Linked DNA regions of Homo sapiens: region 2 is linked to region 1. A link is an interaction called in ENCODE POLR2A ChIA-PET data of the cell type or tissue named here. Cell type or tissue: PC-3. All regions are shown on one strand. Each heading gives the region's core, and the rest is flanking DNA. Links, peaks and the distances in the headings are about the cores only.

Evidence for each region. Peaks named below come from ENCODE experiments on the same cell type or tissue, not always from the same donor. Only the 100,000 strongest peaks of a DNase experiment are listed, where the experiment ranks them.
Region 2: POLR2A ChIA-PET joins it to region 1 with 9 read pairs; 8 of 35 experiments call an interaction of 5 or more read pairs at or near these places.

The regions. Positions count from the first base shown.
Region 1 is chr16:30,768,409-30,784,102 of GRCh38, forward strand. It overlaps RNF40 (ring finger protein 40), which reads left to right. Exons shown (of 20, transcript NM_014771.4): 13 at 1-122; 14 at 211-328; 15 at 430-579; 16 at 778-990; 17 at 1,067-1,192; 18 at 3,425-3,565; 19 at 3,681-3,782; 20 at 5,530-7,899. The coding sequence ends at 5,706. ZNF629 (zinc finger protein 629) reads right to left here. Exons shown (of 3, transcript NM_001080417.3): 3 at 10,048-15,694. The coding sequence ends at 13,310. Among named protein-coding and RNA genes, the nearest start is that of ZNF629, 11 kb to the right of the region's middle. RefSeq lists silencers at 839-1,035, 7,432-7,511 and enhancers at 6,157-6,835, 6,836-7,512, 7,842-7,951. In PC-3, for the core only: no CTCF peak of the experiment used is centred there; a DNase peak (open chromatin) is centred at 7,083; H3K4me3 peaks cover 1,397 bases; H3K27ac peaks cover 989 bases.
Region 2 is chr16:30,845,655-30,861,348 of GRCh38, forward strand. It overlaps a transcript of BCL7C not described here. Among named protein-coding and RNA genes, the nearest start is that of MIR4519, 22 kb to the right of the region's middle. In PC-3, for the core only: no CTCF peak of the experiment used is centred there; DNase peaks (open chromatin) are centred at 8,267 and 11,367; H3K27ac peaks cover 1,487 bases.

The sequences.
Region 1 (15,694 bases), core at 2,950-10,949:
CCCAGCCTAGGACCTCCACCTGTAGCCTCCGCTCTCTCAAGGGCTGATCGGGAGAAGGCCAAGGTGGAAGAAACCAAGCGGAAGGAATCAGAACTCCTCAAGGGTCTCCGAGCAGAGCTCAAGTGAGGCTCTGTTCCTGTCTCCTTCCTGACCCTGCCAGGTGGCCTCCAGTCCCACTCACTAAGACTTCCTCCTGTACCTTCTTGCCAGGAAGGCCCAGGAGAGCCAGAAGGAGATGAAACTGCTGCTGGATATGTACAAGTCAGCGCCCAAGGAGCAGCGGGATAAGGTGCAGCTCATGGCAGCGGAACGCAAGGCTAAGGCCGAGGTGAGGGCAGCTGGGGCTTGTGGGGCATTCAGAAAGGCAGAGCAGAGTCCTAGCTCAGCAGGAAGCAGTGTCAAGAGAGTTTCTTCTTCCCTGTGCTATAGGTTGATGAGCTGCGGAGCCGCATCCGGGAATTGGAGGAGAGGGATCGAAGGGAGAGCAAGAAGATCGCGGATGAGGATGCCCTGCGGCGCATTCGGCAGGCAGAGGAGCAGATAGAACACCTGCAGCGCAAGCTGGGTGCCACCAAGCAGGTGCGGCCCATGTGGTGCCCTCGCGTCGGAGCGCAGGGAGTTCCCTTCATACCCTGTTTGGTGCCTCTAGTGCCTGCAGGACCTTGATGATCTGGGTCCCCTCTGTAGTTCTTTGCTTCGCTGCGTTTTCCCATGGTTCCCCCACAGCCATCCTGTCCACTTCCCACGTTCCATCTTGTCTCTGCCCACTTGCTGCAGGAGGAGGAGGCTCTGCTCTCAGAGATGGATGTGACAGGTCAGGCTTTTGAGGACATGCAGGAACAGAACGGGCGGCTGCTACAGCAGTTGCGGGAAAAGGATGATGCCAACTTTAAGCTAATGTCAGAGCGGATCAAGGCCAACCAGATTCACAAGCTGCTGCGGGAGGAGAAGGATGAGTTGGGCGAGCAGGTCCTTGGCCTCAAGTCCCAGGTATGGCCGCCGCCAGCTTGCAGACTGGAGCTGGAGAGGTGGGGGTCATGGCCCTGAGTCCTCCTCTGGTCCTTAGGTGGATGCCCAGCTGCTGACTGTGCAGAAGCTAGAGGAGAAGGAGCGAGCCTTGCAGGGCAGCCTCGGGGGTGTGGAGAAGGAGCTGACGCTGCGCAGCCAAGCCCTGGAGCTCAACAAGCGGAAGGTGAGGCTGGGCCAGGGGGACACACAGCTTGGGCTGCTGGCTCACCTCCTCACCTTCCGGTTCTGCTCAGAGCACCCGATGCAATAGCCTGAGGTGAAGCCAGGCTGTCACAGAACAGCTCACACATATTGAACATTTACATGTGCCAGACCACATGCTGAGTACTTGACATGCTTGGTCACATTTCAGTCTCACTAATCCTATCAAGATGGTGTTTACGGGCGTGGTGGCTCACGTCTGTGATCCCAACACTTTGGGAAACAGAGGCGGGAGGTTTGCTTGAGGCCAGGAGTTGGAGACCAGCCTGGGCAACATAGTGAGACCCCATCTCTACAAAAAAATTTTAAAATTAGCTGGGTGTGCTGGTGCACGCCTGTAGTCCCAGCTTCTCGAGCAGGCTGACAGGTGAGAGGATCACTTGAACCCAGGAGGTTGAGGCTGCAGTGAGCTATGATCGCACTGCACTGCAGTCTGGGTGACAAGAGCGAGACTCTGTCCCTAGGGAAAAAAAACAAAAGATTTTTGAGTTGGAGTCTTGTTCTGTCGCCCGGGCTGGAGTGCAGTGGTGCGATCTCGGCTCACTGCAACCTCCGCCTCCCAGGTTCAAGCAACTCTCCCAACCTCAGCCTCTCAAGTAGCTGGGATTACAGGCGCGCACCACCACGCCTGGCTAATTTTTGTATTTTTTTTTAGTAGAGACAGGGTTTCGCCATGTTGACCAGGCTGGTATCGAACTCCTGACCTTGTGATCCACCCACATTGGCCTCCCAAAGTGCTGGGGTTACAGCGTGAGCCACTGCACCTGGCTGGATTTTGTTTTTAGCCTCGTTTTATAAATAAGGAAACTGAGGCTCAGGGAGGTGGATTGTTCTGCTCAAGAGGGAGTGGCCCTAATATTTGGGTCCAAGCCTCCTTGACTCCAGGCTCTACCTTCTAACCACTCGCTGGTGAACTGTAAAGTGGGGATGATGTTCTTTGTCACATAGTTGTATTAAATAGAAGAAATGTCTAGCTTTGGCTAAAGGCTTAAGATTAACATTGATTTCCATTTCCTCTGAAGCTGTTTTCTTCTCCAGTTAGTTCATTCATTTAAGCAGTATGTTTGTGGTTTTTTTGTTGTTGTTTTTTTTAGACGGAGTCTAGCTCTGTTGCCCAGGCTGGAGTACAGTGGCTCGGTCTCAGTTCACTGCAACCTCCGCCTCCCAGGTTCAAGCGATTCTTCTGCCTTAGTGTCCCGAGTAGCTGGGACTACAGGAGCCTGCCACCTCGCCCAGCTAATTTTTGTATTTTTAGTAGAGACGGGGTTTCACTGTGTTTGCCAGGCTGGTCTCAAACTCCTGACATCGTGATTTGCCCGCCTTGGCCTCCCAAAGTGTTGGGATTACAAGTGTGAGCCACTGTGCTTGGCCCATTTAAGCAGCATATTTTACATCCCTGCTATGTACTAGGCCTTGCGCTGATTGCTGTGGAGACATTGGGAACAAGAAGGTCCCTGCCTTCCAGTCAAAGCTGGAACTTCAGGTCTTGGCAGGCAGAGCAGGCCAGTAATCCCCCAAATAAAATAGTGCATGTCACAGTAAGCCTTGTGCAGGAATCTGAGGTGCTGTCAAAGAAAAATAGGGGAGCCTTTTAGGAGGTGACACTTGAGCTGAGGCCCAGGGGAGCTGCATGTGTGGTGGGGAAGTTGAGGGGAGCAGAGAGGAGAGCCTTGTGAAAGCTCAAAAACCAGACAGCAGGCCAGGCGTGGTGGCTCACGACTGTAATCCCAGCACTTTGGGAGGCCGAGGCGGGCAGATCATGAGGTCAGGAGATCTAGACCATCCTGGCTAACACGGTGAAACCCCATCTCTACTAAAAATACAAAAAATTAGCTGGGTGTGGTGGTGGGCGCCTATAGTCCCAGCTACTCGGGAGGCTGAGGCAGGAGAATGGTGTGAACCCAGGAGTCGGAGGTTGCAGTGAGCTGAGATCGTGTCACTGGACTCCAGCGTGGGGGACAGAGTAAGACTCCGTCTCAAAAAAACAAAAAACAAAGAAACCCCAAAAAACAGCATCACACGGGAGGAACTGGAGAGGGAGAACAGGAGGGGAGGGCTTAGGGCTCAGGAGGCAGGAGCAGCTCCAGGGCAGGTGTCACTGGGGCCCTGGACAGAAGCATTGGTGGGCCGTGACTCCACATGCCTGAGTCACCAGGCTCAGACCAGTGCCTCCTTCCTGTTCCACCCTACTCAGGCTGTAGAAGCCGCCCAGCTGGCCGAGGACCTGAAGGTGCAGCTGGAGCACGTGCAGACTCGGCTGCGGGAGATCCAGCCCTGCCTGGCAGAGAGCCGGGCTGCTCGTGAGAAAGAGAGCTTCAACCTCAAGAGGGCTCAGGTGTGTGCAGGGGTGAGGGGCCAGGCCAGGGTGGTCCACGGTCACGGACCTATCCTGGGGGCAAGCGGCTCAAGGTTGAGGACCCTTGCCCTTAGCCAGGCCTCTCCTGCCCCAGGAGGACATCTCACGGCTGCGGCGCAAGCTGGAAAAGCAGAGGAAGGTGGAGGTCTACGCAGATGCCGACGAAATCCTCCAGGAGGAGATCAAGGAGTACAAGGTGGGGCTGTGGGCCAAGTTGTGCCCTATCCACCTGAGAATTGTAGATGCAGGATTGCTGAGACTAGTGGAGAGTCTGGGGACCCTGGAAGTAATGTAGGGCAGCAGAAAGTGGGCAGCACAGTGGTCACAGAGTCAAATGCTGTTTGCTGTACATGTACTGTGAGCCAGGCACAGTGCTTGGCTGGGTGTGGGTTGGGAGGCTAGGAACTGGCCCTGGTCTCTGACTTCTTGAAACTGACAGTCAGGGGAGGAGGCAGCCAAGTAATTCTCTCATCCCAGATGTGTAATATGATGGCAGAGGCCAGAGGGGCTGAGGGGACTCAGGGGAGGCCCTTCCCCTGGCCCTGGGGTCAGCAGGCTTCCTGGAGTGAATGTCACCACAGCAGACCTGAAGAATAGGCCAGACGTGGCTGTGAGGAACGGGAGTGAGTAGCTTTAGGCAAAGGGAACAGCAGATGTGGACGCTTGAGCGGAGGGGTTGCTGGGACAGCACCGGAGGTTGTAATCAGAGGAGCCAATGTGGAGAGGTTGGGCCGTGTCACCTCCTGAAGAGTGCGGTACGCCAGGTTGAGACCTCAAAGGGTTTTAAACAGGAGAGTGATGTGGTTAGATTTGTTGTTGGTTTTGGGCTGGAAGAGGTAGACTGGAGGCAGGGAAATTGTTAAGGTATTGCAGTCACTGAGGCAGAAACCAGAGTAGATGGGTTCAGGAGACATTTCAGAGGCAGAATTGCTTGGACTCGGGGGTGGATCGAATGCATGGAGTGAGGGAAAGGGAACACTTGGAGGACTCCTGGTTTCCTGGTTTGAGAAACTAGGTGGATAGTTAGTACCATTTAGGGGGTTAGGAGGCCTGCGGGGGAGCAGGTTCTATGGGATGGTGTCAAAGGATGCTGAGAAGGTGCCTGTGGGACCCCTTTGGGAGGCTGGGAAGGTGCTCAAGGCAAAAGGGCCGGGCTGGAGAACAGGCTTGGGGAATGTCAGTAGAGGCAGAGGTGGAAGCCACATATGACTTGGTCATCCCTTGGAAGCAGTTGAGCCTTGAAGGGCAGAGGCAGCTGGAGGCAGCCATGGGGTAGAGGCAGGCTTGGGAGCCTGTTCAGTGCTGGTGTGTAGGGTCCTGGGAGACAGGAGTGATGGCAGGGAGGCTGCTGAGGCGGCAGGCTGGGCTGGGATTTTAGCAGGCTGGAGGAGCACTGTTGGGGGATGCTGAGTTGAGTCAATCCATGTCTGGAGTTGGAGGTGAGACCCTCCTGGTGGCGGAAGAGAGGTCTCAGGCTAAGAAGGGACCCACGGCAGGGTCTCTGGCCAGTGTCGAGGCTGGGCCCAGTTGAGGGTAGAGAGAACAGATTTCTAGTTGCATTGCCATTCCAGCTGTGACTTAGCAAGTGCAGGTGAAGAGGTAGACAAGATTGGGATTTCACCAGAGGCGGCCAGTGGGGCAGGAGATGAAGCCCCAAGGCAGAGTCCAGGCTGGGCCTGTGGGTCCTTGTCCTTTTGAGGGGACACATGATAGCCATCACTGCCCAGTGATGAATCCGGACTCTGCTGATTTCTAGTGTTGAGACCTTGGCCTCTGCACCTCAGTTTGCTCATTCATAGAGTGCTCGTCCTTACCTCCAGGGTTATGGGAGGATGAGGTGCAGTCTCCAGTGTGGTGGGCTTGGCCTGGACTCCTCCTGCTGTCAGCTTGGGGTCTGGGCACTGTCAGAGTTGTTCCCAAGCTGATGCCTTTGCCTGGCCCAGGCGCGGTTGACCTGCCCCTGCTGTAACACCCGCAAGAAGGATGCAGTCCTTACCAAGTGCTTCCACGTTTTCTGCTTCGAGTGCGTGCGGGGCCGCTATGAGGCCCGCCAGAGGAAGTGCCCCAAGTGCAACGCGGCCTTTGGTGCCCACGACTTCCATCGTATCTACATCAGCTGAACCTGAAACTCAGGGGACTCTGGAACACCATGGACCCTGGGGGCTGTGCCCCCATCTCCTCCCCACCCCAGGTCTAGTGGCCCCACCCTCCATTCCGGACCCCATGGGCCCAGCCCCTGCCCATCTAGTTGGTTTGGGGACCCTGGTGCATGCTAGTGGGCATGGGATCAGCCAAGCTTCGTTCCATCTTTTCCTAAAGGTCAGAGCTGCAGCCTAGGGGGCACTGCCCTACAGAAAAGGTCTGCCTGAGAGGCCTGAGGAGCCCAGAGCACTTGACTGAGCTTCCCGGAAACTGGCCCTAACCTGTCTGTCTCCGTGGATGCATCCTAACCCTAAGGAAAATTCCCCAGGCTGTGATCTACCCTAGAGAAGGCTCGCTCCCTGCCTACTGGCTCACAAATGAGGACCAGTGAGCCATGTCCTTGTTCCTTGTTTGAGACTGGGCTGCAGGCCCCAGGAAGACTTTCCTTCACCCACCATCCCCCTAACCTCGGCAGGGCTTCTGTCCTGTGGAGTTCCCTGGACACCTTGGTCTGGCTCTTGTGCCAAGGGCTGAAGGAGGTACCCTCTTGGCAGATGGGGGCATCACTTGCTTCCTTTGGGAAGCTCTAAGGTTGCTGCAGTCACCTTCCTCATCTTGCAGGTGCTGAACCAACATCATCAGTTTCTATTCTAATCAGGCCCCTTCCCAATCTCCATTTCTCTGCCAAGCCCATTTACCCCCACCTCATGCATCCCAAGGCTCTACTGGGTCCCTGGACCTAACCCTGCTTTCATCCTGGTGGCCTTAACTACAGTGGAGGTGGAACTTCCCAGGAGGGGAAGGGACAGACCAGCCCCAGCCGCTGGGCCAACTTCCAATCATTCCAGCTAGAAGAGCTTCCCCCTGACACCCTGTGACTGAGCCTGTGTCCTGTCTGCCTGCCCAGCCATGCTCCATCGGCTGTGAGGGCAGTGCCCGGAGAGGCCAGAGGGTTGGAGCTGCAGGGACCCGTTTGGACCCACAGCCTCTGTTCTAGAGATGCTTGTATAGGCTGTTAATTGTGATGAATAAACGTTCAACCCTCGGCCTGCAGCCAGAGTAGCCAGGCCGCGCACCCCAAATGTAGTCCCCCGATTTTAGCTGCAGCAGCTGAGCAGCACTTTGCTGGCTTGGTGTGAGCCTGGGAGGGCTCAGACTTAACGGCCGGCAGGGATCCCGGACTGGGCCTGAAGGGGAGAGCGTGGTGGTCGTCGCGGAGCCGCCTGTCCTGCTCCCACCGACCCCGGTCTGACCACGTCCTTGGCTGTCATGGCCGGGGGATGCCGGGACTCCTCGGGCTGCATCCTGGGAAGTGTAGTTCCTGGTCCGCACATGGTTAGGAGGTTCTCGGAGAGAGAGCTAGTTTCCCGGTTGCGCTGGCCAAAGGCCGGCCTGAACTGGATCCTGCGGACCGCTTCTCAGCGGCTTCACCCCCACACCACTCGAATGCACAGATCGGGACACCTCAGCTGGGTGACTTCCCTCGTTGCAATCGGCCTCGGGAGCGGTGCGGCGTGTACCGAGCGGCGCCCCTGGGCTCAGCGCGCTGCAGGCGCCCCGGGCGGATCCTTCACCGAGGCAGGACTGGGGCTGGCGCCAGAGCCGGTGCGGAGCGGTGTTGGTTCAGGCGCTGGCGACAGTGCTATGGCCACGGCAGGGGCCGCGTGCGTCTCAGCGGTGGCGCCTTCGGACCCTATTGGCGCCCGGGACTTAAGCGGGGCCGCCGCTGCTGGACCAGGACGAACTGGAGAAGGAGACGCGGGCCGCCACGGTGACCTCGGGCGTAGGGCCGGCGGCGGCGGGCACGCTGGTGGAAGCGCGGGCCGCGGCAGGGGAGGACATCGGGCCGCAGAGAAAGTGCCGATGGCCTGGGGCAGCGGTGCGAGGGTGGGAAAAACGCAGGATATTGCATCATAGAGACGCGGCCACCTTCGCCCCTGGAGAGCGCCAGTCTCAGGAGCGCCGCACCGGTCACGGGTGGAGGTCAGCCAGGCCTCCGTAAGCGCGGTCCCCTTCCAGGAGTAGCCTTCGCCTGGGCTCTTGAGTAGATGCCAAGTAATTCCGCATCGTCTCTCTAGATATCTGCGCTAAAGGCCACCCGGTCTCCTTATCAGAGGGGCAAAACTCTCCTCGTGGGTCTTCATACCTAATAAAAGTCGGCATCAAACCACTTTTTCAAGGTCAAGTCCAAGGGAACGGGGTGAAGATCCCACAATGTCAGTGAGGCAGCAACCACTGATGTGGTGGCAGGAACCAAACCTTTTTTTTTTTTTTTTTTTTTTGAGACGGAGTCTCACTCTGTCTCCCAGGCTGGAGTGCAGTGGCACGATCTCGGCTCACTGCAACCTCTACTTCCCGGGTTCAAGCGATTCTCCTGCCTCAGTCTCCCGAGTAGCTGGGACTGCAGGCGTGCACCACTGCGCCCAGCTAATTTTTGTATTTTTAGAGACAGGGTTTCACCATGTTGGTCAGGCTGGTCTCAAACTCCTGACATCATGATCTGCCTGCCTCGGCCTCCCAAAGTGCTGGGATTACAGGCGTGAGCCACTGTGTCCGGCCAGGAACCAAACTCTTAATAAACATTTCCCATGAGGCTCCGGTGCCGGGAGGATTTGCCTTAATTTTTTGACTGCTTACCACCCCTAGTGGTCCCAGTGGCAGCGGTACCCTGGGCTGCTGCCCAGGGACTGGCAGACCAAAACTACTCCTGGGCCCACCCCGACCTTGGCTGTCTTCTTGGGAGTGAACAGATGTTGGCATCAGTGGTGGACATGCCCGTTTCAGCCAGACCTTGGGCACTGCCTGTGATTGGCCAGTGGGTTGCCTGATGTAGACCGCTGTCTTCTCAAAACTTCCCTTGCATCCGACGGTGCTACGCTGTCCTGTCCTGGTTTTTCTCATACTGTCTTCTGCTGGTCCTCTTCCTCCACCCCTAAACTAGACCTTCTACTTTGCCACTTTGTGTGTGTTTATTCATGGTTATGGCTATAGCTAAGCTGATAAGGACCTAACTGCTCCAGCCACTCCTCTTTCCTGAGCTCCAGACCTGGAGAATCACCACTGTTCTTGTGGAGAGAAGAGAGATCATGTCACTCTCAAATATCCCCAAGTGGTACCTTCCCCGAGCTCCTCCAGGGGCTCCACACTGTGGGCTCTGCTCTCTGCCTCTGTCTTCCCATAGTCCCCTCTCTGCTCTAAGCCCATACCCAACTGTTATGCACCCCTGTCCTCCATCCCACCCCCAGCCGATACACCTACTCTTGGGTCTTCTTGCAGCCCTCATCCTTCAGGTCACTTTCCCCGGAAAGCTTCCTGACCCTCCACTGTGGCAGGCACCATCTCTGGGTCCACAGCCCTTCTGCGAAATCTCTGAGGCAGTCACTGCCCTGTGTCTGCTCTTCTGCTGTAGTCACTTTCCTGCAGATTTCTCCAGCACTGGGACTCCTGATAGACCTCAGTGTCCCCAGGGCTTGGCACACAGAGAATGTAGAGTAGCCTTCATTACTTGCTTCTCCTCTCCTCCCACCCCCCTTTCCAGGTGGGGAAGGGAAGGAGACACTGAACCTGCCCTGGGTTGTGGTCAGAGGGGTACAGGAAAGGTGGGGAGACACTTTCTGGCTGGGGCAGGATTCCCCCAATCCCCCATGGCCAGGCCCAGGGCCCAGGAGACTGAGCACTGAGGCAGGCCTGAGATTGGGATGGAGTGGGCACAAAACATGCTTGAGTTCCTGGCCATTCTGGTTTCCTTCACGGACTTGCTGTGGATCTTGGGCAATTGGCTGCCCTTCTCTGAGCCTCGCCTCTCCACACAGTGAGGGCACAAGGGCTGACATCCTGGCAGTGATGACAAGCCAGGTCTCCACCCACCTCTCCCAGGGTCCCCAAGTGAACCAGGAGTGGTGGATGCCAGCTTCTGAAACTAGATCCTCAGAACTTCCCTGTGGCAGGTTGCGGGTATGGTGGTCAGAGAGGCCTCCCTGGGGCTGCACAGCTGGGCCTGAGCTGGCCAGCGCCAGAGCCACCAGGCGGCCACTCTGCAGTCCTGCTGGTGGGAAGGCCAGGCACCGATGAGAACAGCTTAGCTTGGCTGCCATCTCATCAGATTTATCCCTTTCCGCACCAAGGGACTGCAGCTTAAAACTTCATAAACTCTTCAGCTTCCCACAAGCCAGCAATGGATGGGGATTTTAGGGCCCCTGGGTGAAGGGTGGGCCTGGGGCTGGGCTGAGCTTTTGCAGTCACTCCTGGGCTCCGGCTTAAGGTGAGGCCACACTCTTTCAGCTCACTTTAGGCTGAAAGAAAAAACAAGAAACACCCAGGAAATCTTATTCCCTTTATTCTCTTCAACTAAGCAACATGACCACCAGTGACACAACACTGTTTTGGACACACAACACTCAAAAATGGGGCCTCTCTTCACTCCATGGGGACAAGTCCGGTGACTGGGGCTTCCCTAGTGAGGGCAAAGGAGTCTGGGAGCTGCTGACCTCAGGGCAGGTCATGGAACCCCACCTCTTGGCTGTGATGGCTTCAAGTTTCCCCACCATTCAGGATTCATGCCCAGTTCCAAGTTCCCATCTGACCTCCATGTCCATAGCAGTTTCAAGTTTCACTCTAAGCTCTCCCCTCTGCTTTCCCCACTGACTCCCTGACCCTATCTGTTGGGCTCCTCCCTCCACCAGGGCGTTTCTGAGGGGCCTGGGGCCTGCATGTGATTGGACAAGAGGGTTTGGCTGCACAGTGCCTTCCAGACTCAGTTGTGGTGAGCAAATGCTTTGACCCCTGGGCCTTCATCTGAGCCGATCTGAGCAACTCTAGCCACTGCCACCTCCCTGCTTCAATCCTCCCAAGACGTAGCTCACTCTGGGAGGGAAGCTCCTGGTTAAAGGAGCTTGGGGAGGTGGGCAAGAGAGAACACGCCACACCCCAGAGGTATCGAACCCTGCCCCTTTCCTACCGCAAGACGCCTGACCCTACGAACTGTGCGCTCACATCATCCATCCCGTACAAGAGCCAAGCCCCTTAGCCCTCACCCATCCCTACAACATGTGAGCATCCTACTAAATATGCTACACCCTAGTCCGAAACAGGCCTGCGCCGGCCTTCAGTCACACTGCCTGCCTCCCCCCAGACTGGCCTCTGAGCCCCAAAAGCTGCTCCCCAGGCCTCTTCTGGGAACAGATTCCTTAGGCCTGTTTTTGAGAGCATCTGCTTCTGGCTTTGCGAGAGGTTTGTCTTTACAACTTCAGTTTCTGCTACCATCTTGGGGAGGGGGACATCTCCTTAGACTTGGCAGACTTCTCATTCTTACAGGGCACCCCCTTCGTTGGCGTTCTGTTAGGAAGAGACCCACAGGCAGCACCCCCCTCAGTAGTGCTTCCCTTCCTGGCACTTGGATAGGCTGGGGCGTTATGCAGATGGCAACATGGTTCTCCGCACAATCCTGAGGCCTGCCTTCTCCCTCTCCCCAGCAGGCCTGGCGTTTTCCTCCCACAATGTTTGAGATTTTGATCCTTTTAAATGTGAGGGTCATCCTGCTGGGGCCAGGATAGACAAATGGCGAAGGATTTGCATAAAGGTTGTGTGAAACTTTAGGTCATGGAATTAGAGGTCTCTTCCACAGCTTTGCAAAAATCTGGGTCACCCCTCTCTTGAGACGTGACTCCTGACGGGCCCCACAGCTGGCATCTCAGTCCTCTTACTCCAGGACAGCGCATTACTGGGGTTGGCAAGCACTTCCTTTCTGACCCAGCGCTGAGCAGAGTCCTCTCCTTTTGAAGGGGTCTCCAGGATTAGGGAGTGGGAGTCTTGTTACAGATGTTTCATTCAAGAGTTTTCTGTCTTCCACCATCTCATAGGGCAACAGTCTCTCCCCAGCCACATATGCCCAGGCCTGTGAGCAGGCTTGGCTGTTTATGAATGTGTAACTGTGTGGTGTGGGAGGTGAGATGGGCCTGGCAAGGGAGGCTTTCTCATCCTTCTGTTTCCTTCTGAAGGTTTCTGGCTAAGGAGGAGAGGGGAGCCAAGTGAGTGGAATCCATCCCATCCATCTCAAGGCTGAGATTGGGCTGGATCTCACAACCCTGGAGGGCTCCAGGTACCAGGGTGAAGAGGGTGATACGGCCTCTGCGGACTCTTCAGGGACCTGTGGCTCAGTCTGTGGGGTGTCTGGATCCCCACCAGGGAGGAGGGCTGCCTTATCCTGCGGGGCAGCCTTGCTACCAACAAAGATGAATAGCTGAAGTTTAAAATCAAGTTGCTGGCTAATCAAAGCTTTCTAAGAAATTCTGTGGCCCTGATGACTTGGAGAAGGCTGGGGAGGCCCACACGCAGGCCCTAAGTCTCTGAAGGGCTTTATTCTTTGGAGGTCGACTAGCAGCGGTTCTCCCTCTCCACTGAGGACAGAATTTGAGGAAATGAGCTGCCACTGGCGGCAGTTAGATTTCAGGAAAAACCTCCTGAAGGTGAGACCTGAGAATGTGGTGGGAGGCAACCGCCATCCCTGGAGGCCTTGCAGAGTAGAAGTCCCTGGCTGGGCAGGGAGAAAGGGTGGTCCTGCCTGGTGTGGGGAGAACCCTTGCACTCTGAGAGCTGGGACCTGCCTGCTACTTGCAGTTTCGCAAGCTTCCGGAAGCAAGAAGGGGCCTGGAGTTAGCTGGGTTCCATGTGAGCAGTTTCCCCACCTTGGTTTGCTCCCCTCAAAGCAATCTAACAGAAACTGCCCCCTGCTTCCCCCTAATTTTTGTGGTGGTTTCTCAGTATTCTTATACTGACCATGTTTCTGCACCCCAAACTTCAGCCTTTAAAAAGGCTTGCCAATTTGTTTTTTCTTCCCCATTTTGGGGTTTTGATAAGGGATTCCATAGGCCTCTTTCCCTAAAACACACAATGCATCTAACATTGTCCTCAAACCCCAAGGACCCCAGTGCAGTGAGTGGGACCTTTTCTTCCTAGTCTCTGTCTTATCTCCTCTGGGGGCTCCAGAGCTCCTGGTCACTTATTTTTCTCCTATTTTCTTCCTTTTCAGTTCCACCCAGTTCCCACACCACTCCCCCAGCTGAGCATCTTCCTCCATGAGAACTGTCCAGGGCTGCTGGGAGAGAACATTGTGGAACAGTGAGGGAGAGGTGTTTTCTGCATCATCTGAGGGTCGTTACTCCCGGGTCAGTGCCATTGCGGTACTTCCCCGACCCTATAGGATTTTCCTAAGGATTTTGATACAATTTTATAGGGTTGTTCAGAGACATATTGGGACCTCTTCCTACAATTAATAGGGCTTTTATCCACTATGGTTTATAGGGTTTTTCTGCTACAGACTTAAAGGGCTTTTTTTTTTCCTACATATTTATAGGGTTTCTAACCCAACAGTTTTTCTCTACTGCCTTATAAGTGCTTCCCACCAACAATTTTATAGGGTTTCTCATCACTGATGTAAAAGCACTATTTTTTCCCAGGGTTCTTTCTCCTCCACTCCACTACCATCTGATAGGGTTATCCTCCCTTCCCCATGTAATTTTTTTGGGGGAAAAAATCCAGTGTTCCTCTCTGGAGAGAGCGAGGCCCCTGGTCTCCAGACCCATTTCACAGGGAGACACCTGGGTGGCAGCTCCTATGGAGCAGGAGGGCTGCGACTTCTGTGAAGCCGGCTCCACACTCGGGGCACAGATAGGGCTTTTCTTCCACTAGGGTTTTGGGGTTTTGCCCTTCCCCATGGCTGCTGCTCTCTGTGGGGGTAGGGGTCTCGCCCTCACCTTCCTGATCTGTGGACAGGGTGACTGCCTCTGGAGGGGGGTCCTCGGGATTGGGGGGTTTTTCCTGGGTGTGGGTTTCTTGGTGCCGGGTGAGGGCCACGCGGTCGAGGAAGGAGGCCCTGCAATCTGAGCAGCGGTAGGGTCTGGCCCCCAGGGGGCTCCTGAGATGCTCCAGGAGGACGGAAGAGCTCTTCCCCAGCTCTGGACTCTTCTGGGAGCTCTTCCCGCCTGCATGGACTTTCTGGTGCAGCAGCAGCTCAGAGCTGAGGCCAAAGCTTTGTTTGCATTCAGGGCATTTAAAGGGCTTCCCACTTAAGAAGGGGCTGGGCCCTGCGCCTTCCCCTAGGCCAATTCTATAATCAGGAAAGAGAAAGGGCTTTTCGTTGCCGTGGGTGAGCTGATGCTGGAGGAGCACAGAGCGATCCAGGAAGCTCTCTCCGCAGTGGGAGCAGATGTAGGTCTTGGAGGACAGCAGCCCCCGCCTCTGGCTGAAGCCCTCCTGACCCTCCGGCGGCTTAAGGGGCTGTCCGGGGGCCTCCGCTCTGCCCTCCGCAGCCCCGGGGTAGGAATTCCCTCTGAAAGGGAGCCTTGGGGATCGTAACTGAGGAGGTTTGGGGGCTGCGTGTGCGATGAGGCCGTCTGCATTTTTGTAGGGGTTTTCTCCGATGTGGATCCTCTGATGTTGCATGAAGATGCCCTCGTCGTTGAAGCCCTTTCCGCACACGAGACACTTGTGCGGCTTGGCTCCCGGCGGCGGGGTCAGCAGGGAGGGGTCCCCGAGCCCCAGCAGGCTGTCGCCCTGGGCCCTACGCGCTGGGGTCTTCCCCCTCTCATGGATCACCCGGTGCTGCTCCAGCTCGTGGGCTTCCAGGAAGGCCTTCCCGCAGTCGGAGCACACGAACAGGTTCTCGTCCATGTGCGTGCGGACGTGGGTAATAAGGTTGGAGCTCTGGCTGAAGCTCTTGCCGCACTCGGGGCACTTGTAGGGCTTCTCGCCGGTGTGCGTGCGGCGGTGCTGGATAAGGTGGGAGCTGCGGATGAAGCTCTTGCCGCAGTCGGAACACTTGTAGGGCTTCTCACCGGTGTGGATGCGCTGGTGGCGGATAAGGGTGGAGCTCATGATGAAGCTCTTGCCGCAGTCGGCGCAGATGTAGGGCCGCTCGCCGCGGTGGATGCGCTGGTGGTTGATGAGGTTGGAGCTGACGCTGAAGCTCTTGCCGCACTCTGGGCACTTGTAGGGCCGCTCGCCCGTGTGCGTGCGCTGGTGCCGCAGCAACGTGGCGCTCAGGGTGAAGGTCTTGCCGCACACTGGGCACTTGAACGGGTCCTCGCGCAGGTGAGTCCGCTGGTGCTTGATGAGGGTGGAGCTGTGGCCGAAGCTCTTGCCGCACTCTAGGCACTCGTAGGGCTTCTCGCCTGTGTGCGTGCGCTGGTGCTGGGTCAGCTCCGAGCTCTGGATGAAGCTCTTCCCGCACTCGGTGCAGCGGTATGGCTTCTCGCCCGCGTGGATCTTCTGGTGCTTGAGGAGGTTGTGGTTCTGGCCGAAGCGCTTCCCGCACTCGGGGCACTTGTAGGGTTTCTCGCCTGTGTGGGTGGCCTGGTGCTGGATGAGGTCCGAGCTGCGGTAGAAAGCCCGGCGGCACTCGCCGCACTTGTAGGGCTTCTCGCCGGTGTGGGATCGCTGGTGCTTGATGAGGTTGGTGCTCTGGGTGAAGGCTTTCTCGCACTCCGTGCACTTGTAGGGCTTCTCTCCCGTGTGCGTGCGCTGGTGCTGCACCAGGTTGGAGCTCCAGCTGAAGCACTTGCCGCAGTCGGGGCACTTGTAGGGCTTCTCGCCGGTGTGCGTGCGCTGGTGCTGCACCAGGTGCGAGCTCTGCGTGAAGCTCTTGCCGCACTCGGAGCAGGTGTTGGGCCGCTCTCCCGTGTGGATGCGCTGGTGCCGCAGCAGCTTGGACCACTGGCTGAAGCTCTTGCCGCACTCGTTGCAGATGTAGGGCTTCTCCGCCCCCGCCGGGCGGCCCTGCACCAGCTCCCGCAGGCTGGGCTCGTTGGCGGGGACGACTGGGGGGCTGTTCCATGTGGTGAGAGCGCCCCACTGCCAGCTGGCCTCGCAGGCCTTGGTCCAGTCAGATGGGGTAGGGACTACCTCCGGGGCTGGGGGGTCCAGGGGGATCTGGTGGTCCAAGGGATTGGAGTGACCCAGTGGGGTTGGGGG
Region 2 (15,694 bases), core at 4,362-12,361, 79 kb after region 1:
ATCTCAGCCCCGGGGATAGTAGCTGATCTTTATATCTGCCACCTCTGTATTTCTGCATTCTTTTTTTTTTTTTCTTTTTATTGAGACAGCACTCTGTTGCCCAGGCTGGAGTACAGTGGTGCAATCACAGCTCACTGCAGCCTCAAACTCCTGGGCTCAAGAGATCCTTCAGCTGGGCGCAGTGGCTCATGCCTATAATCCCAGCACTTTGGGAGGCCGAGACAGGCGGATCACAAGATCAGGAGATCGAGACCAGCCTGGCCAACGTGGTGAAACCCCGTCTCTACTAACAATACAAAAATTAGCTGTGCATGGTGGCAGGTGCCTGTAGTCCCAGCTACTCCGGAGGCTGAGGCAGGAGAATTGCTTGAACCCGGGAGGCAGAGGTTGTAGTGAGCTGAGCTGAGATCACGCCACTGCACTCCAGCCTGGGCAACAGAGCGAGACTCCATCTCAAAAAAAAAAAAAAAGAAAGATCCTTCAGCCTCAGCCTCCTCAGTAGCTGGGACCACAGGTTTGCACCACCATGCCTGGCTAATTTTAAAATTTATTTATTTATTTATTTATTTATTTATTTATTTATTTTTTGGAGATGGAGTCTCACTCTGTGGCCCAGGCTGGAGTGCAGTGGCGCGATCTCAGCTCACTGCAAGCTCCGCCTTCTGGGTTTAAGAGATTCTCCTGCTTCAGCCTCCCGAGTAGCTGGGACTACAGGCGCCCACCAACACGCCCGGCTAAATTTTTTTGTATTTTTAGTAGAGACGGGGTTTCACTGTGTTAGCCAGGATGGTCTCGATCTCCTGACCTCGTGATCCGCCCACCTAGGCCTCCCAAAGTTCTGGGATTACAGGCATGAGCCACTGCGCCCGGCTTAAAATTTATCTTTATTTTTTGTAGAGATGAGGTCTTACTATATTGCCCAGGCTCTCTGTATTCTTTAGAATTGTCTTTAGCTCTCATTAACCAATTCCCTATCATTCCAATCCCCTATCAATAATTCCTTATGTTAAACTCCCATTGTGGCTTCTGCCTTTTGATTGAACCTTAACTGATATAATAAGTGGCACTGGGAGTGATCCCAGGAGACAGACCTGTGGAGATGGATTTGGGGATTTATTTAATCACACCCTGGGCTTGAGCTCCCTGCTGAGCTCCTTGCCTTGGGAAGTGGGATGCCAGCAACCCATGGCCTGCAGTAGCATTCCAGCTAGTGACGCTGTCACGTGATGGTGGTGAAGTGCCTACTGAAGCACATGCCTTGGGAACCCAAATGGCTGCTATTCTTGACTACAGTGACAGCAGTAATGACCAAGGAGCAAGGACTGTGGTGTGCGATGGATTCTTTTCAGTACAGTCGAGTTATTACAAAGAGAAAATGGCAAGCTCAGGTCTATTCACTCTCAGCTCAAGTCACAGTCTGAGAATCAGAATGCTTCCATGACAAGCCTAAAACAATCTCTGACTTGTGTAGACCCAGGGCTGATATTGCTGAAAGTCAAACACATAATTTAATTGTGTGGTTTGCTGAAAAGTAATGAGTTGAATTTGCAGTCTCATCAAATTTGTCATGCAAAAACTAGGGCACTAATTGGGAAATAATAGGATCCAGAAATTTGGAATGGTGAATCTGGTTGGACCCAGATGAAGCCAACAATATTGAACTCCTATGTCATTCAGAGTCTCCCTTGTGAGTGGAAGTAGCCTGATGTCCACAGTCTGAAGAGACTCACTTTCCTGTCTGAAAAGGCTGTGATAACCTCACCTGGGCAAATGCCTTGAAAGTGGATGCTCATACCCTCAAAATCCACCACAACCTATCTGTTGCCAGTAGGTCTTTAATAGGGTCAAATCTCATCATGGGCCAGGCACAGTGGCTCACACCTGTAATCTCAGCACTGTGGGAGACCAAGGCGGGTGGATCACCTAAGGTCAGGAGTTCAAGACCAGCCTGTCCAACATGGTGAAACCCTGTTGCTACTAAAAACACAAAAATTAGCCGGGCATGATGGTGCACACCTGTAATCCCAGCTACTCAGGAGGCTGAGGCAGGAAAGTCGCTTGAACCCGGGAGGCGGAGGTTGCCAAGAGCCGAGATTGTGCCATTGCACTCCAGCCTGGGCAACAGAATGAGACTCTATCTTGAAAAAAAACAAAAACAAAAACAAAAAAAATCTCACCATGTTTCAGGGGGACAGATACACACTGAGACCCAGGAGAAAATGACCCAGCTTACACACTAAAATAATTGCAGGACATTGTTGATACGTTAGCAGAAAACTAGGGTGTATGGGAAGATGGGTGCTAAGGATGTTAGACCAGTGAGGGGAGAATGTGATACTAGATAAGGCCAAATTCATTGATGTGGGTGCATGTGCTAGAGACTCCAGATGTAATGTGTTAGCTTGTGTACCTGAATTTGGCTGTAAGAGACTACTTGGCTGGTTGACTGGAATTTGGACTTCATGGTGGCCTACCACTATTAAGTGGTTAGTGAAATGAGATGCCAGATCTTTCCTGGTAATCACAAGGAAGAGAGAATCCAAAGGCTTAGCATGATAGACTGCGTTTATCATGTGTACTCTATCAACTCTATTTTATGAGAGGACCCAGAAGGCACTCCTTTTGCTAGGGCATTGAAGGGAGCAGGTGTATCTTTGAGAAGTTCTCTGGTTGCTGTCCTTTGTAGGCCAAGTAAGGCTGCAGGAAATGCACCATTGAGGTGGGCCCTCTGATCTTGGGATATGAAGGGACCCTGACAAGTTAGATACATCAACTGTAAAGGGCAGCAGAGACCACCAGGCAATCTAATTTCTTGGCTTGCAGAGGTCTTGGCAGTAGCTAATGGATTATAGTGTCCCTAGGAACAAAGTAGATGGGCAGTGTACTCCAATATTTCTTGGTCTGTTTCCTTGTTGATCATCTGTTCTATCCATTATTGAAAGTAGGGTATTGAGGCCAGGTGCGGTGACTCACACCTGTAATCCCAGCACTTTGGGAGGCCGAGGCCAGCAGATCGCCTGAGGTCAGGAGTTCAAGACCAGCCTGGCCAACATGGTGAAACTCCATCTCTACTAAAAATACAAAAAAATTCTAGCTGAGTGTGGTGGCACATGCCTGTAATCCCGGCTACTCAGGAGGCTGAGGCAGGAGAATCACTTGAACCCAAGGCAGAGGTTGCAGTGAGCCAAGATTGTGCCATTGCATTCCAGCCTGGGTGACAAAGTGAGACTCCATCACAAAAAAAAAAAAAAGGCTGGGCGCGGTGGTTCATGCCTGTAATCCCAGCACTTTGAGAGGCCGAGGCGGGTGGATCACGAGGTCAAGAGATTGAGACCATCCTGGCTAACACGGTGAAACCCTGTCTCTACTAAAAATACAAAAAATTAACCAGGCGTGGTGGTGGGCGCCTGTAGTCCCAGCTACTCGGGAGGCTGAGACAGAAGAATGGTGTGAACCCAGGAGGCGGAGTTTTCAGTGAGCCGAGATTGAGCCACTGCACTCCAGCCTGGGGGACAGAGCAAGACTCCGTCTCAAAAAAAAAAAAAGAAAAAGAAAAAGTAGAGTATTGAAATCTCTGCCTAATATTGTTGAATTGCTTATTTCTCCCTTCAGTTCTATCAGTTTTTGCTTCATGTATTTTGGGGCTCTGTTGTTAGATGCATGTATGTTTTCAATTATTATGGCTTCCTGATGGATTGACCCCTTTATCATTATAAAATGTCTTTTGTATCTAGTAACAATTTTTGTCTTAAATTCTGGTTTGTCTGATATATATATTAGCATAGCCACTCCACATCCCCGTTTTTTGTTTTTTTGAGACTGAGTTTAGCTCTATTGCCCAGGCTGGATTGCAGTAGCACGATCTCAACTCACTGCAACCCCGGCATCCTGGGTTCAAGCATTTCCTGTGCCTCAGCCTCTCAAGTAGCTGGGATTACAGGCTCCTGCCACCTGCCTGGCTAATTTTTATATTTTTAGTAGAGACGAGGTTTCACCATGTTGGCCAGGCTGGTCTTGAACTCCTGACCTTGGGCAATCTGCCTGCCTCGGCCTCCCAAAGTGTTGGGATTATAGGCATGAGCCCCTGTGCCTGGCCTCCTTTTTTCTTTTTTTTTTTTTTGGAGTCAGGGTCTTTCTGTCACTCAGGCTGGAATGAATGGTACGATCGCAGCTCACTGCAGCCTCCACCATGCCTAGCTAACTTTTGTATTTTTTATTGTAGAGATGGGTTTTGCCATGTTGCCCAGGCTGGTCTCAAACTTCTGGGCTGAAGAAATATGCCTTCCAGGCTGGGCGTGGTGGCTCACACCTTTGGGAGGCCAAGGTGGGCAGATCACAAGGTCAGGAGATCAAGACCATCCTGGCTAACACAGTGAAACCCCATCTCTACTAAAAATACAAAAAAATCAGCTGGGCATGGTGGCAGGCACCTGTAGTCCCAGCTACTCAGGAGGCTGAGGCAGAAGAATGGCGTGAACCCAGGAGGCAGAGCTTGCAGTGAGCCGAGATCGCATCACTGCACTCCAGCCTGGGTGACTGAGCGAGACTCCATCTCAAAAAAAAAAAAAAAAAAGAAAAGAAAAGAAAAAAAGAAATATGCCTTCCAAATTGCTGGGATTACAGGCATGAGCCACCACACCCAGCAAACACATCTCTTATAGTTACTTTTGCATGGCATATCTTGTTATATCCTTTTACTTACAAACTATTTATCTTTGAGTATAAAGGCACTATATACAGTCATGTGTTGCTTAACAATGGGGATACATTCTGAGAAATGTGTCATGGGCGATTTTGTCATTGTGCAGACATCATGGAATGTAGTTACACAAACCTAGATGGTATAACCTGCTACTACAAATCTAGACTATATCATATAGACTATTGCTCCTAGCCTACAGATCTGTACAGCATGTTACTGTCCTGAATACTGTAGGTGATATATATATAATACTGTAACATGATGGTAAGTATTTGTGTATTTAAACACACAGAAAAGGTACAGTAAAAATACAGCATAAAAGATAAAATGATATGCCACACTGGTATACCACGGTATGCCATGGTAAGTACCAGGGCACTTACCAGAATGGAGCCTACAGGACTGGAAGTTGCCCTAGATGAGTTAGTAAGTCAGTAGTGAGTGAATGTGAAGGCCTGGGACATTATGGTACACCACTGTAGGCTTTATGAACACTGTATATATAGGCTACACTAAATTTACAAAAAAGATTTTTTCTGCAGTAATAAATTAATTTTAGCTAAGTGCAACTTTTGGTGCAAATGTAATTGCGGTTTCGCACCATGAATTTTAAATCACTATAACCAGGCTCAAACACATATTTATTAATCAAAATAGGAACCAGTACAAACAACACATTTTTTCCAATAAGAAATAAGTTTGTTTATTCCTGTAGCGTAAAAATCTGTGCTTCGGGATTCAGCGAACTCTTGGAAAGCATTTTCTGCATCCTACTGGTTCGTTTTCCCTGCAAAACTGCTGGGATGCTTGAAGAAGTGGTAGTCAGTTGGCAAGAGGTCAGGTGAATATGGTGGATGAGGCAAAATTTCATAGCCCAATTCGTTCAACATTTTTTTTTTTTTGAAATGAAGTCTCACTCTGTCGCCCAGGCTGGAGTGCAGTGGCACAATCTTGGCTCATCGCAACCTCCACCTTCCGGGTTCAAGCAGTTCTCTTGCCTCAGCCTCTCGAGTAGCTGGGATTACAGGCGCCAGCTACCATACCCAGCTAATTTTTGTATTTTTAGTAGAGACAGGTTTCACCATGTTGGCCAGGCTGTTCTCGAACTCCTGACCTCAAGTGATCCGTCCACCTTGGCCTCCCAAAATGTTGGGATTACAGGCGTGAGCCACCGCACCCGGCCTCAATATTTGAAGCGCTGGTTATGCGATGTGTGGTTGTTGTCATGGAGAATAACTGGGCCCTTTCTGTTGAGCAGTGCCACAGCAGGCCTTGCAGTTTTTGGTGCATCTCATCGATTTGCTGAGCATACTTCTCAGATGTAATGGTTTCACTGGGATTCAGAAAGTTGCAGTGGATCAGACCAGCAGCAGACCACCAAACAGTGACCGTGACCTTTTTTTGGTGCAAGGTTGGCTTTGGGAAGTACTTTAGAGCTGCTTCTCAGTACAGCCACAGAGCTGGTTGTTGCCGGTTGTCATATAAAATCGACTTTTTGTCACACATCACAATCTGATCAAGAAATGGTTCGTTGTTGTTGCATAGAATAAGAGAAGATGACACTTCAAAATGACGATTTTTTTAATTTTTGGTAAGGTCATGAGGCACCCACTTATTGAGCTTTTTCACCTTTCCAATTTGCTTCAAATGCCAGACGGCCATAGAATGGTCGATGGTTGAGTTCTTGGGCAACTTCTTGTGTAGTTTTAACAGGATCAGCTTCAATGAGAGCTTTCAGTTGGTCATTGTCAACTTCCGATGGCCAGACACTATGCTTCTCATCTTCAAGGCTCTTGTCTTCTTTGCAAAACTTCTTGAACCACCACTGTACTATATGTTCATTAGCAGTTCCTGGGCCAAGTGTGTTGTTGATGTTGCGAAGTGTCTCCACTGCTTTATGACCCATTTTTAACTCGAATAAGAAAATCGCTTGAATTTGCTTTTTGTCTAACATCATTTCCATAGTCTAAAATAAACGTAAAATAAACAGCAGTAATGAGTCATTAAAAAAATAAAGTGAGAAATGACCATTAAAATGATGTATAGCATAACCACATTTATTTAAGAATGTATTCCAAAATCAAATGGCAAATTTCAACAATTACTTTTGCACTCACTTAGTAACTTTATAACTTTTTTTTTTTTTTTTTTTTGAGATGGAGTCCTGCTTTGGCGCCCAGGTTGGAGTGCAGTATTGTGATCTCGGCTCACGGCAACCTCTGCCTCCCGGGTTCAAGTGATTCTTCTGCCTCAGCCTCCTGAGTAGCTGGGATTACAGGCGCATGCCACCAGGCCTGGCTAATTTTTGTATTTTTAGTAGAGACGGGGTTTCACCATATTGGTCGGGCTGGTCTCAAACTCCTGACCTCAGGTGATCCACCCGCCTTGGCCTCCCAAAGTGCTGAAATTACATGCATGAGCCACCTCACCCAGCCAAACTTTTAAATTTTTTAAACTTACTCTTTTGTCAATAAGCTCATTAATAAATGTTATTACACTTAGCTTAAAGTACACATTGTACAGCTGTACAAAAATATTTCCTTTCTTTATATCCTTATTCCAGAAGCTTTTTCTATTTTATTTTATTTATTTTTTGATACGGAGTTTTGCTCTTGTTGCCCAGGCTGGAGTGCAAATGGCATGATCACGGCTCACCGCACCCTCCGCCTCCTGTGTTCAAGCGATTCTCCTGTCTCTGCCTCCCGAGTAGCTGGGATTACAGACATGCGCCACCACGCCCAGCTAATTTTGTATTTTTTTCAGTAGAGACGGGGTTTCTCCATGTTGGTCAGGCTGGTCTCGAACTCCTGACCTCAAGTGATCCACCCACCTCAGCCTCCCAAAGTGCTGGGATTACAGGCATGAGCCACTGCACCCGGCCAACTTTTTCTATTTTAAAAAGTATATTTTTCAATATTTTAAACTTTTTTGTTAAAAACTAAGACACACATACACACACACACACCAGCCTAGGCCTACACTAGTCAAGATCATCGAGATCACTGTCTTCCACTTCCACATCGTGCCCCACTGGAAGGTCTTCAGAGGCAATAACACGCATGGAGCTGTCATCTCCTATGATAACACATTCTTCTGGAATCCCTCCTGTAGGACCTGCCTGAGGCTCTTCTTGAGGCACTATCACTCTTTCAAAAAATGTCCATGGAGGTTTGCTTGGCTTCTTTCTTTCTTTTATTTTAATCATACATTTGCTTGTAAACAGATAATGCACCATGAACATATCTCTATTAATGAAAACCGTTCAGTATGGGGGTCCGTGTTTTCAACGTTTTAAGGAGTTTGTTGAGGTCTGCAGCAGCTTCTGCTAAACCCTTCACTGTGAATTTTCTTCTGGGTTTTTCTTCTCCTGCAGTTTCTTTTTTCTCTTGCCTCTTCTTCAGCTATGTATTCCTGTTCCAGTTCCAACAGCTCCTTATTAGTCAATTCCTCAAGAATTACCTCTAGGCGCTCTACCATGTCATCCTCATCCACACCCAGGTTAAAATTATTTGCCACCTCAACCACAGCTTTATTGATTTTTGAAACCTCCTCATCCTTGACAAATACTTTTAAGTCATGGACCAACCTTTTGAGTGTCTTCCTCCAGATGGCATTCATACCGCATGGTGACATCACCCCAAGTCTAAGCAGGGTTCTTGATGAAGTCACAGATGTGTTGCAATCCTTCCAGAATTGTCTCAGTGGCTTCTCAGTGTCTTCCTCAGCTGCAGCAATCACCTGGGCAAAGGTCTCCTCAGGTAATAGGCCTTAAAAGCTGCTATACCTCCATGATCCATTGGTTGAAACAAAGAGGTGGTGTTTGGAGGGGAAAACACCACTTAGATATTGGGATGAATATCACCAGTAAAAGGAGGATGTATGGGAGCCTTATCAACAATAAGCAAAATCTTGAAAAATATATTATTCTCCAAACAGTATTTCTGCATTTCTCTGGCAAAACAATTCAGGATTGCATCTTGGAAGAGGAGCTAGGTCATCCATGACTTCTTATTGCTCCTGTAGTACACTGGCCATGTGTGCTTACTGATGTGCTTCAAGGCCCTGTGGTTCTCACTGTGCCAGATCACAGAGGGTTTCAATTTGTAGCCTACAACATTGTCCCCCAAGGAAGACTGTTATCCTGTTCTTCAAAGCGTTGAAACCTGGCATTGACTTGGCCTCCTTATGGATGAAAGTTCTCTTAGGCATCCATTTTCAGAATAGGGAAGTTTCATCCATATTGAAGATTTTCTCTGGCAAATAATTTTCCTGCACAATCAGCTTATCTACAGTTTCCAAAAATTCTTCAGCTGCCTTCACATCAGCACTCACAGACTCACCACTCACTTTCTTTTTTTTTTTTTTTCTGAGAAACAGTCTCGCTCTGTCACCCAGGCTGGAGTGCAGTGGCATGATCTCAGCTTACTGCAACCTCCGTCTCCCAGAGCGATTCTCCTGCCTCAACCTCCTGAGTGCCTGGGATTACAGGCACGTGCCAACATGCCTGGCTAATGTATTTTTAGTAGAGACAGGGTTTCGCCACGTTGGTTAGGCTGGTCATGAATTCCTGACCTCAAGTGATCCGCCTGCCTTGGCCTTCCAAAGTGCTGGGATTACAGGCGTGAGCCACCATGCCCAACCTCACCACTCACTTTTACGTTATGTAATTAATAACATAATTAATCCTTTAAACCACTCAGAGCTAGCAATAATTCAGCATAATAGTTGGGTCCAGCCGTTTCTTTCAATGTCGCACACAGACTTTTTGTTTTGGCTGAGATCATCATGGTGCTGAGAGAGCTATGCTTCTGTGTCTAGTCTTCAATCCAGGTCATCAGAAGTTTCTCCACATCTGATATAGGCCACCCTTCTCAAATAAATTTATTTATTTATTTATTTTGAGATGGAGTCTCCCTCTGTTGCTCAAGCTGGAGTGCAGTGACATGATCTCGGCTCACTGCAAGCTCTACCTCCTGGGTTCAAGCGATTTGTCTGCCTTAGCCTCCTGAGTAGCTGGGATTACAGGCGTGTGCCCACCACCACACCCGGCTAATTTTTGTATTTTTCATAGAGATGGGGTTTCACCACATTGGCCAGGCTGGTCTTGAACTCCTGACCTCCAGTGATCCATCCACCTCAGCCTCCCAAAGTGCTGGGATTATAGGCATGAGCCACTGCACCTGGCCCTGCCCTTCTCAAATTTTTATGAGTCTCATTGCCTTCAATGAAGCAGATCCTTTAATAGCTTCTGTCACTTTGTTCTTGTTCTTTAAGATCATTGCTACGGACGGGGCATGGTGGCTCATGTCTGTAATCCCAACAGTTTAGGAGGCTAAGGCAAGAGGATCGCTTGAGCCCAGAAGTTTGAGACCAGCCTGGGCAACATAGCGAGCCCCTGTCTCTATTTAAAAAGAAAAGAAAGGGCTGGGCGTGGTGGCTCATGCCTGTAATCCCAGCACTTTGGGAGGCTGAGGCAGGTGGATCACCTGAGGTCGGGAGTTCAAGACTAGCCTGACCAACATGGAAAAACCCCGTCTCTACTAAAAATACAAAATTAGCCAGGTGTGGTGGTGCAGGCGCCTGTAATCCCAGCTACTCAGGAGTCTGATGCAGGAAAATCGCTTGAACCCAGGAGGCGGAGGTTGCATTGAGCCAAGATTGCACCATTGCACTCCAGCCTGGGCGACAAAGCAAGACTCCATCTAAAAAAAAAAAAAAAAAAAAGAAGAAAGTTATAAATAAAACTTTCTATTTTTTTGCATGTCTCATCATTTTTGGTTGAAAGTGACATTTTAAAAACCAAAGTCGGGTGCAGTGGCTCATGCCTGTAATCCCAGCACTTTGGGAGGCTGAGGCGGGCGGATCACGAGGTCAGGAGATTGAGACCATCCTGGCTAACACAGTGAAACCCCGTCTCTACTAAAAATACAAAAAATGAGCTGAGCATGGTGGCGGGCACCTGTAGTCCCAGCTACTCAGGAGGCTGAGGCAGGAGAATCACTTGAACCCAGGAGGCAGAAGTTGCAGTGAGTCAAGATCACACCACTCTACTCCAGTCTGGGCGACACAGTGAGACTCCGTCTAAAAAAAAAAAAAAAAAAAAAGTGTGGCAGCTCTGAAAATTAGATTCCCCTCCTCCCTAGGCTTTGTTATTGTCACTGTACGTTGTTGCTGCTATTTGTTATGTGAATCCCTAGACTAATTCAGTCGCATCTGTATTCTACGTTGTGCAGCCACTGAAGTCTGCTCTGTTAGAGCAGTTAGCCCAGTTAGCTTAGTTGTCAGCTAATGATTGGACAGAGATTTTCTTAAATGCCTTTCACAAATGACTCCCAGCTTTTCCGAGGGGCTCTATGTGTGTGTCTCAGTGTTCCAAAGACAGTGTATAGCACTGCTCTAACCTTCCCTTGCTGCCGGCCGGCACAGAGCCACAAGGTCAGCTAGAGGTGAGAGCGTAGGGACTTCTCAGGTCTTTTCTCTGTATGTTCACAGCCCTAGACATGCTGGTGACCTAGGAATTCCTAAGAATATGTCAGAGCTTTGCTCTCTATTGGATATGGCATGGTTTTCTTTCCTTTTAAGTTTTTTTGTCAGCCTCTTATATCTCCAACTGGTATTACCACCCCAGGCACTTGTGATGTTAAACAGTTGTCACTGCCTGTTTTTGTTTGTTTTCAACAAATGCCCTAGGGACATGGCTGTTAGTAAAGGAAAAGTCCTGAGTCAGGTCAAATAAAGATAAACCCTGAGGGCTGGGCACGGTGGCTTATGCCTGTAATCCCAGCACTTTGGGAGGCCGAGGCGGGCAGATCACATGAGGTCAGGAGTTCAAGACCAGCCTGGCCAACATGGTGAAACCCCACCTGTATTAAAAATACAAAATTAGCTAGGCACGGTGGTGCATGCCTGTAGTCCCAGCTACCCGGGAGGCTGAGGCAGGAGAATCACTAGAACTCAGGAGGCAGAGGCTGCAGTGAGCCAAGATTGTGCCACTGTACTCCAGCCTGGGTGACAGAGCGAGACTCCATCTCAAAAAAAAAAAAAAAAAAAAGATAAACCCTGAGAATAGAGCTTTTCAAGGAGTCAGCGGATAGGTCAAATAATGACACTTCTCTGGAAACAGAGCTTTTGTTGAGGTTCAAACCTGTTCTGCCCCTCTAATGGCTGCTAGGCTATTGGTTCTCACAGGTCTCTTAGTTGTGAGGCTCTTAGTTACCAAGATTGCTGTGGACCAAGGGAGAGAAGAATGGGAGCAGAGCAAGTTAAAACACCACAAAACTCACTCTCCTTACTAGGATTCAGCTGTTTTTTCTTGAAAAACCATGCCTTGGAGGCCGGGCGTGGTGGCTCATGCCTGTAATCCCAGCACTTTGGGAGGCCAAGGCGGGTGGATCACCTGAGGTCAGGAGTTAGAGACCAGCCTGGCCGACATGATGAAACCCCATCTCTACTAATAATACAAAAATTAGCTGGGTGTGGTTGTGCACGCCTGTAATCCCAGCTACTCGGGAGGCTGAGGCAGGAGAATCACTTGGACCTAAGAGGTGGAGGTTGCAGTGAGCCGAGATTGTGCCATTGCATTCCAGCCTGAGTGACAAGAGCGAAACTCCAACTCCAAAAAAAAAAAAAAAAAGAAAGAAAGAAAGAAAAGCCATGCCTTGGATTGTAATAGCTAGCCTTTGGTTAATTTATAGAGTTCTGAAAAAGCTGATTTGGGCAATTTTTGCCAGTGTTCTCATTGCTTTTATGGGGGAATGGATTTTTGGAAGTCTTTAGTCTGCCATTGCAGAGTATTTCTCTCCTGCTTCCTTTATACACTAGGAGAAACCCTAGGTCTGGTAGCCAAGATCCTGACTCCATTGCCACAGTGAAGAGTCCCAGCCTCTCATTCCTTTCCAGACCTAAGTCATTAGCGGACCCAGAGCTCCTTGATTGAAGGAGATAACCAGTACCCTGGAGGAAGGTCCTTGCAGCATAAATCTTCCTTCAAGCCTTTCCGAAGTGACCTATGGCCACTCACCAGGGTGTCTGTGCCTTGGGGAGAGGGAATATCCAGGCTCCTTAGGGATTACTAGACATGGGCTCTAAGTTTATGCTTATTCCTAGGGACCCAAAACGCCAGTGTGCTCCACCAGTCAAAATAAGGGCTTAAGGGGGTCAGGGGACAGATGGAATCTTAATTCCAGGCCTCCTCAGTGGGCCCCAGTGGTTCACAGACCCATCCTGTGGTTACTTCCTCAATGCCAGGAAAAACCTAGAATAGACATATTTGGTAGTTGGCACAGTCATTAATGAGACACTCGGAGATACTGGAAGAAATCCTATCACATGTCAGAAATTCAAGAGAAGGAGCCCTGCAATTACATGTGAAACTGAAGGGCTGATCCAGAAGACCAACAACCAAACAACAGGAGCCCCAAAAGAAGAGAACGGGAACAGTGGAGTGGGAAATTTGAGTCTGAAGAGTAAAATGACTCGCATGACTAAAGATAAGCATCTAGACATAGCCTGATAAAATCCCTGAGTCCCAGAAATAGAAAAAACACCCTATAAGCTTCCAGACAAAAAGATTAGGTTACTTATAAGGGAACGAGAATCCTCTAAGGGTGCCCATCTACAATACTACAAGCCAGGAGATAGTAGAATACAGATTGCTAAGAGAAAAGGAATGTGACCAAAGATCAAAACCAACCAGTGTAATTGCCTGATCAAGGCAAAAGAAAGACATTTTCTGGCTTACAAGATTCAGTGCATATATCACCTACATGCCCTCTGAGGGATTTCCTTAAGAAAATTCTTTCAGTAGTGGTTACAAATTCACGATAATGACAGATGAAGAGGTAAGGTAGCAGAGTTAGCAATGAATTATGCAATACAGAGAAAGAGTTCAGCTTAGACGGTGGAGGATAGACTGGGAATTTGTGCATCAAGTGTTTAGAGACTGTTTTGCAGAAGTGAGTAATGAAAATCCTAATAACAGTCCCACCATGGTGGTTTACACCTGAAATCCCAGCACTTTGGGATGCTGAGCTAGGAGGATCATTTGAGGCTAGCAGTTCAAGACCAGCCTGGGCAACATAGCAAGACCCTGTCTCTGTCAGGCCTCTGAGCCCAAGCTAAGCCATCACATCCCCTGTGACCTGCATGTATACATCCAGATGGCCTGAAGCAACTGAAGATCCACAAAAGAAGTGAAAATAGCCTTAACTGATGACGTTCCACCATTGTGATTTGTTCCTGCCCCACTCTAACTGATACGATATATTCTCCCCCCTCCCCACCTTTAAGAAGGTACTTTGTAATATTCTCCCCTGCCCTTAAGAAGGTACTTTGTAATATTCTCCCTGCCCTTGAGAATGTACTTTGTACACCTATCCCAAACCCATAAGAACTAATGATAATCCCACCACCCTTTGCTGATTCTGTTTTCGGACTCTGCCAACCTGCACCCAGGTGAAATAAACAGCCTTGTTGCTCACACAAAGCCTGTTTGGTGGTCTCTTCACACAAATGCACATGACATTTGGTGCCGAAACCTGGGACAGGAGGACTCCTTCGGGAGACCAGTCCCCTGTCCTTGCCCTCACTCCGTGAGGAGATCCACCTACGACCTTGGGTCCTCAGACCAACCAGCCCAAGGAACATCTCACCAATTTTAAATTGGGTAAGCGGTCTTTTCACTCTCTTCTCCAGCCTCTCTTGCTACCCTTCAATCTCCCTCTCTCGCTACCCTTCAATCTCCCTGTCCTTCCAATTCCAGGTCTTTTTCCTCTCTAGTAGAGACAAAGGAGACACATTTTATCCGTGGACCCAAAACTCCAGTGCCGGTCACGGACTCGGGAAGACAGTCTTCCCTTGGTGTTTAATCATTGCGGGGACACCTGCCTGATTATTCACCCCACATTTCATTGGTGTCTGATCACCGCGGGGATGTCTGCCTTGGTCATTCACCCACATTCCCTTGGTGGCAAGTCAACTGTGGGGACGCCTGCTTTGGCTGCTCACCCACATTGCAGCCCAGGGCTGCTCACCACCACTCCATGTCTCTACCTTTCTCTTTAAACTTACCTCCTTTGCGATGGGCAAGCTTCCGCCCTCCATTCCCCTTTCTTCTCCTTTAGCCTGTGTTCTCAAAAACTTAAAACCTCTTCAACTCACACCTGACCTAAAACCTAAACACCTTATTTTCTTCTGCAATACAGCTTGACCCCAATACAAACTCGACAATGGTTCCAAATAGCCAGAAAATGTCACTTTCAACTTCTCCATCCTACAAGATCTAGATAATGCTTGTTGTAAAATGGGCAAATGGTCTGAGGTGGCTGACATCTAGGCATTCTTTTACACATCAGTCCCTCCCTAGTCTCTGCTCCCAATGTGACTCGTCCCAAATCTTTCCTCTTTCTCTCCTGTCTGTTCCTTCAGTCTCCACCCCAAGCTCTGAGTCCTCTGAATCCTCCTTTTCTATGAACCTATCTGACCTCTCCCCTCCTTCCCAGGCTGCTCCTTGTCAGGCCAAGCCAAGTCCCAATTCTCCCTCAGCCTCCGCTCCCTGACCCTATAATCCTTCTATCACCTCCCCTCCTCACACCCGGTCCGGCTTACAGTTTTTTTCCGCGACTAGCCCTCCCCCATCTGCCCAACAATTTCCTCTTAGAGAGGTGGCTGGAGCTGAAGGTAGAGTCAAGGTTAATGCTCCTTCTTCTTTTTCTGACCTCTCCCAAATCAGTTAGCGTTTAGGCTCTTTTTCATTAAATATAAAAACCCAGCCCAGTCCATGGCCCGTTTGGCAATAACCCTTAGACGCTCTACCGCCCTTTACTCGACATTAGAAAAAGCTCCAAAAATTAGATTCTGGCCGTCAAACCCTACAACAGGACTTAATTAACCTTGCCTTCAAGGTATACAATAATAGAGTAGAGGCAGCCAAGTAGCAACATATTTCTGAGTTGCAACTCCTTGCCTCCACTGTGAGAGAAACCCCAGCCATAT